Regions from separate parts of the Homo sapiens genome. Here regions 1 and 3 are each linked to region 2. A link is a contact called in ENCODE Hi-C or POLR2A ChIA-PET data. All regions are on one chromosome and are shown on one strand. The core of a region is the stretch at or near the end of the contact, and the rest is flanking DNA. Distances in the headings are between cores, read along the strand shown.

What was found. A loop is a pair of places that touch in the nucleus more often than their neighbours do. ChIA-PET counts read pairs that join two places held with the same protein, here RNA polymerase II (POLR2A). Pooled maps may share reads with other maps.
Region 1: a pooled map shows a loop between it and region 2 (5-fold over the local background). The contact joins two enhancer-like sites. A Hi-C loop is called at or near these places in 2 of 37 single-sample maps with no recorded cell type and 3 of 50 pooled maps. POLR2A ChIA-PET finds 5 or more read pairs at or near these places in 1 of 52 experiments (activated CD4-positive, alpha-beta T cell).
Region 3: a loop to region 2 is called in a pooled map, with 9 times the contacts of the local background. The contact joins two enhancer-like sites. A Hi-C loop is called at or near these places in 1 of 168 maps with a recorded cell type or tissue (CD8-positive, alpha-beta T cell), 1 of 37 single-sample maps with no recorded cell type and 7 of 50 pooled maps. POLR2A ChIA-PET finds 5 or more read pairs at or near these places in 1 of 52 experiments (BJ).

The regions. Positions count from the first base shown.
Region 1 is chr10:15,139,656-15,143,231 of GRCh38, forward strand. It overlaps NMT2 (N-myristoyltransferase 2), which reads right to left. Exons shown (of 12, transcript NM_004808.3): 2 at 1,767-1,902. LOC107984210 (a long non-coding RNA gene) reads left to right here. Exons shown (of 2, transcript XR_007062067.1): 1 at 1-197; 2 at 884-1,474. Among named protein-coding and RNA genes, the nearest start is that of NMT2, 27 kb to the right of the region's middle. Within about 2 kb of position 1,681, at least 2 of the 41 ENCODE cell types and tissues checked have a DNase peak (open chromatin) inside an H3K27ac peak, as active enhancers do.
Region 2 is chr10:14,646,457-14,650,311 of GRCh38, forward strand. The region is part of intron 2 of FAM107B (family with sequence similarity 107 member B); the gene reads right to left. Among named protein-coding and RNA genes, the nearest start is that of FAM107B, 130 kb to the right of the region's middle. RefSeq lists enhancers at 1,536-1,705, 2,209-3,408, 2,236-2,736. Within about 2 kb of position 1,760, at least 28 of the 41 ENCODE cell types and tissues checked have a DNase peak (open chromatin) inside an H3K27ac peak, as active enhancers do.
Region 3 is chr10:15,121,993-15,125,531 of GRCh38, forward strand. The region is part of intron 8 of NMT2 (N-myristoyltransferase 2); the gene reads right to left. Among named protein-coding and RNA genes, the nearest start is that of RPP38, 26 kb to the left of the region's middle. RefSeq lists enhancers at 884-1,063, 1,970-2,109. Within about 2 kb of position 1,864, at least 4 of the 41 ENCODE cell types and tissues checked have a DNase peak (open chromatin) inside an H3K27ac peak, as active enhancers do.

The sequences.
Region 1 (3,576 bases), core at 431-2,930, 490 kb after region 2:
GGGAAGAAGATTCCATTTTCTTCTCACCCTGCAGTCAGTCAGGGAAAAATTGGGGCAAGTAATTTTCCTTCTCAGTGATTCCTGGTTCTTTTGTGTAAAACAGGTGACAACATCAAAACTACCTGCAAGTCTCACTTCATGGAACACAACAGAAACTCTGCATAAGAAAAAAGGAAATCCACAAAGCTTGTAGAATGGTAACAACTACTATATATATATATATATATATATATATATATATATATATATATATATGCACTGTTTTAGGATGTAAAAACTCTTCAATAAAAATGCTCCAACTGGAACCTCAAGATCGAACTGCGAGTTAGAGAGAAGAGAAGGAACTGGGCTGAAGGAAGTGCAGTACCCAGGCAAAGGCACACAACTAGTGAGCAAGGGGGCAGAGACCAAGCTCAAGGTCTCAGACATCACCCCTTGAGCTGTTTCCACAATACCACATGCTACTCACATTGATTGACTGATTGATTGATTGACATGGTCTCTGTCGCCAGGCTGCAGTGCAGTGGCGTGATCTTGGCTCACTGCAACCTCCACCTCCCAGGCTCAAGCTATCCTCCCACCTCAGCCTCCCAAGTAGCTAGGACTACAGGTGCATGCCACCGTGCCTAACTAACTTTTTGTATTTTTAGTAGAGACAGGGTTTTGCCATGTTGCCCAGGCTGGTCTTGAACTCCTGGGCTCAAGGGATCCGCCTGCCTTGGCCTCCCAAAGTGCTGGGACTACAGGCATGAGCCATCGTGCCCAGCCTATTCACAATAATTTATTTGTAGGTACGATCATCAAAATCATCTCTATTTTGTAATATTTCTAATTCTACCCCTTTTCTTTCTTTTCTTTCTTTTTCTTTTTTTATTTTTTTCAGCCAGGGTCTCTCACTGTTGTCCAGGATGAAGTGCAGTGGTGTGATCATAACTCACTGCAGCCTTGAACTCCTGGGCTCAATGGATCCTCCCACCTCGGCCTCCCAAAGTGCTGGGACTACAGGCGTGAGCCACCGTGCCTGGCTGGTTCTACCCTTTTCACTGTGAGTTTCTTGCATCAAGAGGGCTTTGTGTTTCCCAGAGGCCCAGCATACAGGGTGCCTGGGGGTTGGCTCCACAGACAGGGATGGCTGCCATCTGTGCCACCAGACACCCACGCAGTACAATCAACCCTCTTCTTGGCCACCATCTGCCAACACGGGGCCCAGCTGGACAACTTCTGGTTTGGTTTAAACTAGGAGAATGTCAGGAACTATTTCCCACCCTTGGCATTAGAATGAAGAACGACCGCTGCAAACTGGTTTAATTCAAAGTCAACGAGAGACTTACCCATGGCTGCTCCCGCTGAAATCTGCTGCCAGATGGTGTTGTGCTATTCAGGTAATTAGACAGACACCCAGAAAAATTACAATGTGAATATCTTCTGAACGAAAAGTAATCAAATATTAAAGTGTAATTTCAAAAAAACCTAACAAGCTCACACTGAGACTTTCTTCTAGAACGACAATCTAAATACAAATTCACTGAGAAAAGGGAAAAACACAGCAGGTATCCACACACACACAAAAGCACAGTGTACCCCTTCGTTATTTGGGTGCCAAAGTCCATTTTAAGGAGGCTGTCAAGAGCTTCCAGTTACTAGTGGCATTCAACACACAGTCACAACAAAGTCCCTACACATCTGATGCAGCAGCGCGCTAAACTGCGTAAACCCACTCATGCACGAGAAACCACACAGAGGAAAAAATAAAACAGAGCTCTCACTTTCGAAGGCTGCTGAATTTTAATCTCCTGGGAATCAGATGCCGAGTCTGACTTGGTGCCTCCGGAATTTGGTTTCTCCTTTTTTCTCTTCTGTTTCTTCTTTTTCTTTTTGGCTCCCAAATACCCTCCAGGACTTCTGCAGGAAATGCAAAGATGGTGAAACCAACCAACAAACAAAAATCATTAAATGAAATTGAATTGCATACAATTAATCATTTCAAAAAACACAGCTGTTACATGCAGTAGAAAATAACTGTGTTAGGATGTAGGTGAGGAATAAAAGGTAGTGGAGTGAAGACGGTAACAGGCAATGCAGAAGAATACCAGCCCCCGCTCAGTCATCCTGCAGGTGCTTAGAAGTCACGAAGCAGGAAGATTGCAGAGATAAACCACATTTTATAACTGAAGTAAAATAGTTTCCACGGTTATCACTACTCTCCTAATCTACGTTTAAGTCAGCTTTCGGGAGGAGAGATACATGATATGAAAAACTCCATTATCAAGATCTCTTGGGTACGACAGAACACTAATCTTGAAGCAACAGAACTAAACAAACCACTTTTTTGCAGAGGAGGAAATGTTCCCTGATAAAGATTTTTACTAGGGGGGCTAACAATGAAAAGCTTTAAGTGTCTAACTACAGAGAGAGACCCTGTCACAAACAATCACAAACAAAACACAAAGTGCTAGTTTTGTTACCTAGCATCTAGGTTATAAAGGAACTTTTCTTTCCACTGGTTATTCATGTTTTAAAGTAATGAACTTTTCCATTTAAAATGGATAATTCCTCTGTGACATCCAAATATGAAAGGCATGTGCAATAGTGAGAGAAACTGTTTAAGAACTAAGCACGCTGTTGGGCACAGTGGCTCATGCCTGTAATCCCAGCACTTTGGGAGGCTGAGGCAGGTGGATAGCTTGAGCCCAGGAGTTCAAGACCAGCCTGGGCAATAAGGGGAAACCCAGCCTCTACCAAAAGGAAAAAAAAAAATTAGCCAGGTACAGTGGCACGCACTTGTAGTCCCAGCTACTCAGGAGGCTGAGGTGGGAAGATAGCTTCAGCCTGGGAGACGGAGGTTGCAGTGAGCCAAGATTGTGCCACTGCACTCTGGCCTGGGCAACAGAGCTGGAGAAAAAGAAAAAAGAACTGAGCACTTGAGCTATAGATTCATATTTCCACTCCAATTCTAAAATAGAAAACAGTGCTTATTTTGGAAGATACATTAAGACTTTGTCAAATGGTACCCTAGTGGTTTAAAAATAGTAAGGTTTTGCCACCTCACAACAAGCAGTTTATTTTCATCAATAGAATCAAATTTGTGCTATCATGATGTTTATATTTAAAATCACCTGGTGGCCAAGGACACTCATCAATATCTGACTAGCAATTGGGATTAAACAAACATATCACAGCCAGGTACATGAGCTAGAAATATGCTGCAGATACGTTCAGTTTTGTATATTCTCTGGTTTGGGAGTAGGACTATTTTAGGCTTTCCTCTCCCGGTGTTCCTATTGCTGGCACCCTGTGAATTGGTGAATCCGTTGTACTGTTATAGTGTGATTTATGTATGCATTTGTATGTGCTACTTAAGAAGTCTATTCTTAATTGCGTCCCTAAGGTCTCCAATGCCTCACACCAGTACATACTAATACAAATGCTTGTGGAATGAATGAGTGGATAAGTCTGGCTCTAGAGGTGGTGCCATCACATATTCCCAGGCCATAAAATACTTCTGAAAGCTACCATTGTTTCAACCTCAATGGTAAAGCCTACTGCAACTTACTATCAAGTAATTATTGAACATTT
Region 2 (3,855 bases), core at 510-3,009:
CTTAGGATAATGGCCTCCAGCTCCATCAAAGTTGCCCAAAAGACATTTATTCTTTTTTATAGCTGAGGCGTATTCCATAGCATATAAATGCCACATTTTCTTTATCCACTCATTGCTTGATGGGCACTTAGGTTGATTGCATGTCTTTGCAATTGTGAATTGTGCTGCAATACACATATGAGTGCAAGGTGTTGATATAATGACTTCTTTTCCTTTGGGTGGGTACCCAGCAGTGGGACTGCTGGGTCAAATAGTAGATCTACTCTTAGTTCCTTGAGAGCTCGCCATACTGTTTTCCATTGAGGTTGTACTGATTTACCTTCCATTTTCTCCTTTTTTTTTTTTTTTTTTTTTTGAGACGGAGTCTCACTCTGTCACCCAGGCTGGAGTGCAGTGGCACAATCTCTGCTCACTGCAAGCTCCGCCTCCTGGATTCACGCCATTCTCCTGCCTCAGTCTCCCAAGTAGCTGGGACTATAGGCACCCACCACCAGGCCTGGCTAATTTTTTTGTATTTTTAGTAGAGACGGGGTTTCACCGTGTTAGCCAGGATAGTCTTGATCTCCTGACCTCGTGATCCGCCTGCCTCGGCCTCCCAAAGTGCTGGGATTACAAGTGTGAGCCACTGTGCCCGGCTCCATTTTCTCCTCTTTTAAATGGAGAACTTCCTAAGATGGGCCATTCACGTTTTTCCCACAGAAAGTCTTCCACATAGCAGACACTCAATTATAATTACAAATATTTGTTGGTTGAATGAATGAAGGAAAGAAAATATTTTAAAAGGTACAGACAAGAAGAATTCCGGGAGCTGTGAGGCTCAATTTAGTTGTATGCTGTCATTCATCACCACAGTCTTGGCCAGATTTTCAGTGCTACAAATCGATACTAACCAACTGGTAGGCAGAGACGTATAACCATCTCCTATAAAATTGCTAATTCAGTCTGGGTGCAGTGGCTCAGGCCTGTAGTCCCAGCACTTTGGGAGGCCAAGGTGGGTGGATCACTTGAGGTCAGGAGTTTGAAGCCAGCCTGACCAACTTGGTGAAACCCCGTCTCTACTAAAAAAAGTACAAAAAAATTAGCCAGGCATGGTGGTGGGTGACTGTAGTCCCAGCTACTCGGGAGGCTGAGGCAGGAGGAATCACTTGAACCTGGGAGGCGGAGGTTGCAGAGGAGCCAAGATCGTGCCATTGCACTCCAACCTGGGTGACAAAGTTAGACTCCATCTCAAAAAAAAAAAAAAAAAAAGATTGCTAATTCAAACAGTAATATGGATTGCTGTTTGAAAATGAAACAAGGCATTTGCAGTCAACAATTCTGGACTCATCTCAGAGTTATATGCCATGGTCTGTACCAATGACCAATGCTCTCAGTAAGGGCTGTCTCCAGATGCCAAGGCAATGCGGTAAACACCCTCTAATATTGCCCCAACCAACTCATATATTCAAATATGTATTGAGATGCTGACACAGTTAAGGAAGGCAGAATTTGTTAAGTCTTCTGCGGAGAAACTGAAAAAATGGAGTGAGAATCCATTTTTAGCGGAAAAAAAAAAAGGCGATATAAAACATTTTCTTAAGAGGTTTAGCATATTTGAAAAGACGTGCCAAAAAAAAAAAGTATTCTTTTACTAATTCAATTAAAATGATCTCAGTCACTTCGGTATTTTCCATTTCTGGTCAAAATCTAGACAACAAAGAAGGAAGTGTCATCTGAGGTAATTATGGTCTAACCAGGAGCAAAATAGGCCCCAGGCCTCACAAGGAAGCTTGACTGAAAGAGGAACTTTGACTTAGTAAAACCGAACTGCTGGGGTCGAACTGACCAGCCCTAATTTGGAGCAGGTGCAATCACTCTGGCCATTTGCTGACAGGCAGCATGAACGAGGGGAAACAAAAAGCCCGGAGAAGTACTGAGTGCTAAGAGGCTTTCAGAGGCGCCTGTTGCTAGGGAACCACTTCCTCTGTGTTCATACCCAGCGAACTCAAGCTATTCAGATATCACTGGAATAATCTCTCTCAGGCTCCGAGGGGAAAAGAAACAGCTCTCAAAGCTCAGACGTCATGGTAACACTGGGAAAAGCCCAGCTTTTCCAGCAGACACCGAAGAGCCAATGATACCAGGAGAAAACCAGAAGTGAATGGGCATCTTGTGTTTTATTGAGACACAGAGGACAGGCACCTTCTGCCTGACCCCACCCAGGTGCGTCGGTGGCAAACAGTGACACACCCACAACCCACATGTAATTTTACTATCAGTTCTTTGAGAATGAGATACTGTTCTCTTCATCTTCAGAACCCACGTCATCTAGCCCAGTACTTTCCACACCATTCTCCAAGTTGGTTTAATTCAAGTTCTTCATTCCATAAATATTTATCGAGGACTTGGTTCTATGTGCACTGCATGGATGCTATGATAGAGATTAAAAAAGACACAGAGACAATTCCCCTAAAGAAGCTTCCTGGTCTTAGAAACACAAACGAGGATGAGGTTTGTCTACAAATAATGGTAACACAATGGCAGTATAAACAACATGGTAGGTTTCATTCGTAAGCCAAATATAAAATTCTAAGCCCCACAACCAGCTGAATGGACCTCTCCTCTTGGCCAAGGGCATTCTAAAATAAGCACACCAGTTCAGGCCATGATGGGAATGCATGATCAGACATGCCTCAGTTTATATTGCTCCCTTTGGAATTCAGGCACTGCTGACTAACATTAGCATTAAAACAGAGACCATAAGACTGACAAAACAGACTCTGCGTAGCAATAAGATAACCACATGACAGACAGCAGGACCTGAAAGAAATCAAGATATTTTATCCCAAAATACATTTCTTTGACACATTTTGAAATGGCACTGCAAAGCTGTCTCTTGTGGGGAAAACCTATGTTTTATAGAGAATTCCCTTTCCTTTCCAGGTCTTTTTTCTGATCTAGGAGAGAATTAACTAAGAGTCTGGCACCTTTTAAAGTCTGTTAAGAAACATTTACCATCTAGTCTCTCTGAAGCCTGCTATCTGGAGGCTTCATCTACATAATAAGAACCTTAGTCTCCACAACTTCTTATCTTAACCCAGACACTCCCTTCTATTGATTCCACATCTTTAGATAATCACTTAACACTTTCAAGCACTTGCCAATCAGAAAATCTTTGAATCCACCTGTGACCTGGACACCCCCCACTTCGAGTTGTCCCACCTTTTCCAGACTGAACCAATGTACATCTTACCTGTATTAATTTATGTCTTATGTTTCCTTAAAGTGTATAAAACCAAGCTGTAGTCTGACCACCTGGGCACATGTTCTTAGGATCTCCTGGGGCTGTGTCACAGGCCATGGTCACTCATATTTGGCTCGGAATACATCTCTTCAAATTTTTTATAGAGTTTGACTCTTTTCATTGGCACATTGTTTGACCATTACACATAATAAGGGCCAGTGGGCACTCAGTGCAGAGTTAGTATTGCTGCTCTTCAGTCATCAGAGATGCAGGCATGTCCTGTGCGTTTCCTCCAGTATCCTTAACACATGGTTTCATCTCTTGGGTCAACACCTGGTCCGAGGTGGCTGCCATAGTATCCTGTCAATGTCCCAGATAGGAAGAAGGAGGAAGGACGTGCTCCCTGGAGGAAGCTTTCCAGAAGCCCCACTTTTGTCAATGCTACATTTGAGGTCTTCCTAGCAAAAGCATGAAAGCCTCTTCACCTGCATTATTGTTTTGGGTTGTAAAATCAGTCTTATTCGCATACAGTTTTTTTTTTTCATTAGGAAGGTTATATAAGCTCATTACAGAAAATTTGGAAAATAAACGAATTCATTCTTAACTCTGATTTTTTTTTTCTTTTGCCATTG
Region 3 (3,539 bases), core at 614-3,113, 480 kb after region 2:
ATGTCCAGATCTCCACTGGAAATAAATAAGCACTTCTAAATGCTAGTGGGAAGACCAAAACCATATAAAATATATATCATAGTCATTTAAAAAATTAGTTTCTGCTATGAGGCAGACTTAGCTTGATAAATTTCAAATAGCCTTTCTCAATATCAGAATTTTTTTTCTTTTGTTACTGGTTCAGTAACAATCAACAATATCAAGCAATTAGATGAATTAATGAAAGCCACAGGATATATGATATCTGTTAATAGAGAACATTCAGAAATGAAAAAAAAATTTGCCAACTTCCTTCTAGAGCAAAACATTCTTCTGGAGCACAATTCTCATTCATTGAATATCCAACTGTGAAACCACTAAAGGAACTGCCCAGCAGATCGCCTTAAAGCAGCAGTTCTCAAATATTTTGGTCTTGGGACCCTTTTACACTCTTTTTTTTTTTTGAGATGGAGTCTTACTCTGTCGCCCAGGCTGGAGTGCAGTGGTGTGATCTCAGCTCACTGCAACCTCTGCTTCCCGGGTTCAAGTGATTTGATCCTGCCTCAGCTTCCCAAGTAGCTAGGATTACAAGCACGTGCCACCACGCCCAGCTAATTTTTTGTATTTTTAGTAGAGATGCAGTTTTATCGTACTAGCCAGGATGGTCTCGATCTCCTGACCTTGTGATCTGCCCACCTCGGTCTCCCAAAGTGCTGGGATTACAGGCATGGGCCACTGCACCTGGCCTACGCTGTTAATAATGATTGAGTACCTCCAAAGAGCTTTGCTTATGTGGGTTATGCATATCCACACTTATCGCATTAGAAATCAAAACTGAGAACATTTTTAAACAAAAGACTACAGAAATACACATGCCACATGGCCTCTGGAAGACTTCACAGTATACTCAGACGAGAATGAAAGTGAAAAAATTACATACTAGTGTTATTATGAAAATAGTTAAAAAAAAAAAATGACTGCATAGATTCAAAGATCTTGGGGGACTTCCAGAGGTCCCTGGGCCACACTTTGAGAACTGCTATCTTAGGTCTCTAAAGGTTAGAAAAATAAGTAGCAGAATTTAGACAAGCAATATGTTGCCTAAATTCAGGTAAAAAGTATCATAAGTTTGGCAACTTATAAGCATTTTGAACAAATTTTTATAGAAGCATTAAAGCATAAGAGCACACCAGGATGTACCAGCTATAAAAAACAGAAAGTCCTAGAAAACAGGGTAAGAATATTTACATTTGCTGACTAATAGCTAAAATAATCTGTGTAAGAATGAAATACTGCCAGGCACGGTGGCTCACACCTGTAATCTCAGCACTTTGGGAGGCTGAGGCAGGCGGATCACAAGGTCAAGAGATCGAGACCATCCTGGCCAACATGGACTAAAATACAAAAATTAGCTGGGTGTGGTGGCACGTGGCTGTAGTCCCAGCTACTCAGGAGGCTGAGGCAGGAGAATTGCTTGCATCCAGGAGGCGGGGGTTGCAGTGAGCCAAGATCGCATCACTGCACTCCAGCCTGGCGACAAAGCGAGACTTCGTCTCACAGAAAAAAAAAAAAAAAAAAAAAAAAGAAATAACTTTTGAAAAGCAAAACAAACACTCAAATTATAACTATTGTCCTCAGAAAGAACCAGGAAGGCTATTGGGCTTACATTAAAATGGCTAGCTTCCGTATAATGGAATAGTGAAGCGGTCATGTTTTCTGAGAGTTCAATAAAATGCAGAGAATCATTTCCAGTAAATAAGAAAAATCTCAGTTTCATAAGCAAACTCTGTATCTGAATCAGATATCCTTTCCCATGGCCCAACTAATATGCATGATTCATGGGCCTCTACGTAGATTGAAATCTGTGTAAAATCTGCTTATAAGTACATAAGGAAATGAAGCTCAGAGCTCTATTAAAAAACAGTAGTGTTGTTATCTGTCAAGTTGTGGTACAAACCGTTTGAGAGCCAAGATTCCAGAGAAGAGATGTAAGCAATGATTATGGTTATTTATATGATTCAAAAAGGAGCAAACAGAATGCTAACCACTAAAAAAACCATCTAATGCCACTAAATATAGAACACCTTATATGCCTCGACATGTCTAAGCAAGCACACCCTCCTTGCAGCACAGTGCTAAGACCTTAGTGGATCATTCTCTGACTTCTGCTTTTTATCAACATCAAATTACCTTTCAGCTCATTGACACAGATGCGCAAAATCGAACTTGGAAATACTCAACACCAGATCAAAAAAACAAAACAAAATAAAATCTCCCCAAACACTGAAAGGGTAGGGAGGCATCGTAAGGCGTGTTTCTTGGGGAAACCTTAGTATTTTAGGTAACAGTTGTGAATGGCGCAGGCCCTGCGACAGCTCTGCTTCTGGCCAGCAGACTCTGAGCAAGTCAATCTGTGTTCTCATGGCCCCTTCTGTGCTATGGGGATAAGGACCCATCCTCCTGTGGCTGTTGTGATTAGTAAATGAGACTACGGCTGTTAAATGTCGAGCATAACGCCGGCCACAATAAATGTTAGCTCCTATATTCAAAAGTCCATGAAAAAGACAGAAAGCTGGCACTCCTACAAGCAAAAAGAGTAACAATGAAGCAGAAAATGAGATTGATCTATACAGCAAAAGCTGTATTCCATAAGTTTGCTTTTACGCTGAATGGTACAAAAATGTTCTTAAATAACTTGACTGCTAGCAGTGGTATCACCCATCTGGGCCCATAGGAGAGGAAGGGGCATCCGGTGTATGCAGTTCTGTCCAGTTTAACTCAAGAGGCAGACACCCAAGGGACTGCTGCCAGCACCTTCCAATTTCATAATATCTGTACTTTAATCTCTCTTTTATTCTATTAATTTACTCTTTATTTTCCTTTCCTTTCCTATGACTTAAAAGGGGGAAAGGAGACTGGGGCAAGCCAATGAGAACTGTTTGCATCTTGACAATCGTCCTTTTCTGCCTTGATTTATGCTGTACTCACAGTGAGACATTCAGTGGGGCTGAGCCATGGTGTCCCCATAGTGGGTAATGTTAGAGGGGATGGCAGAGGCAGAGGGAGCTAACAGGGAAACATGGAGGTCTGGGGCCTGCATCCCAAGCCCTCCACTTGGTGATATTAACACATCCTCGCCTAAGTGCCAACTGTCACATACCTCAGTTTCTTCATCTGTAAAATGGGGATAAGAAGTACTAACTTCAAAAGGTTGCTGTGAGAATAAATTGAATAATGTATTTGAAAGCACTTCATAACCTTCAATTTATGGGTGGGGGAAAGGCAGTCACTATCACAGCACGACTGGAACAGGACTGCTACCAGGAACCCAGGTTCACTGGAAGTAAGATGCCACAGTCTGGTTTCATAATACACGCCTATACCCAGGAGAAGATTGACTCTTGTACAAAAATATTAAGGCTGATGAATGGAGTCAAGTCAAAAATAGCTTTAGCACTTTAAGAAAATCATTGTGAGTAAACCAATGGTATGTGCTAAAACTCCTTATTCTTCACTCCATTGTAGGCAACCTACATGTAAGTGTGTCTTTTCCTTGTACA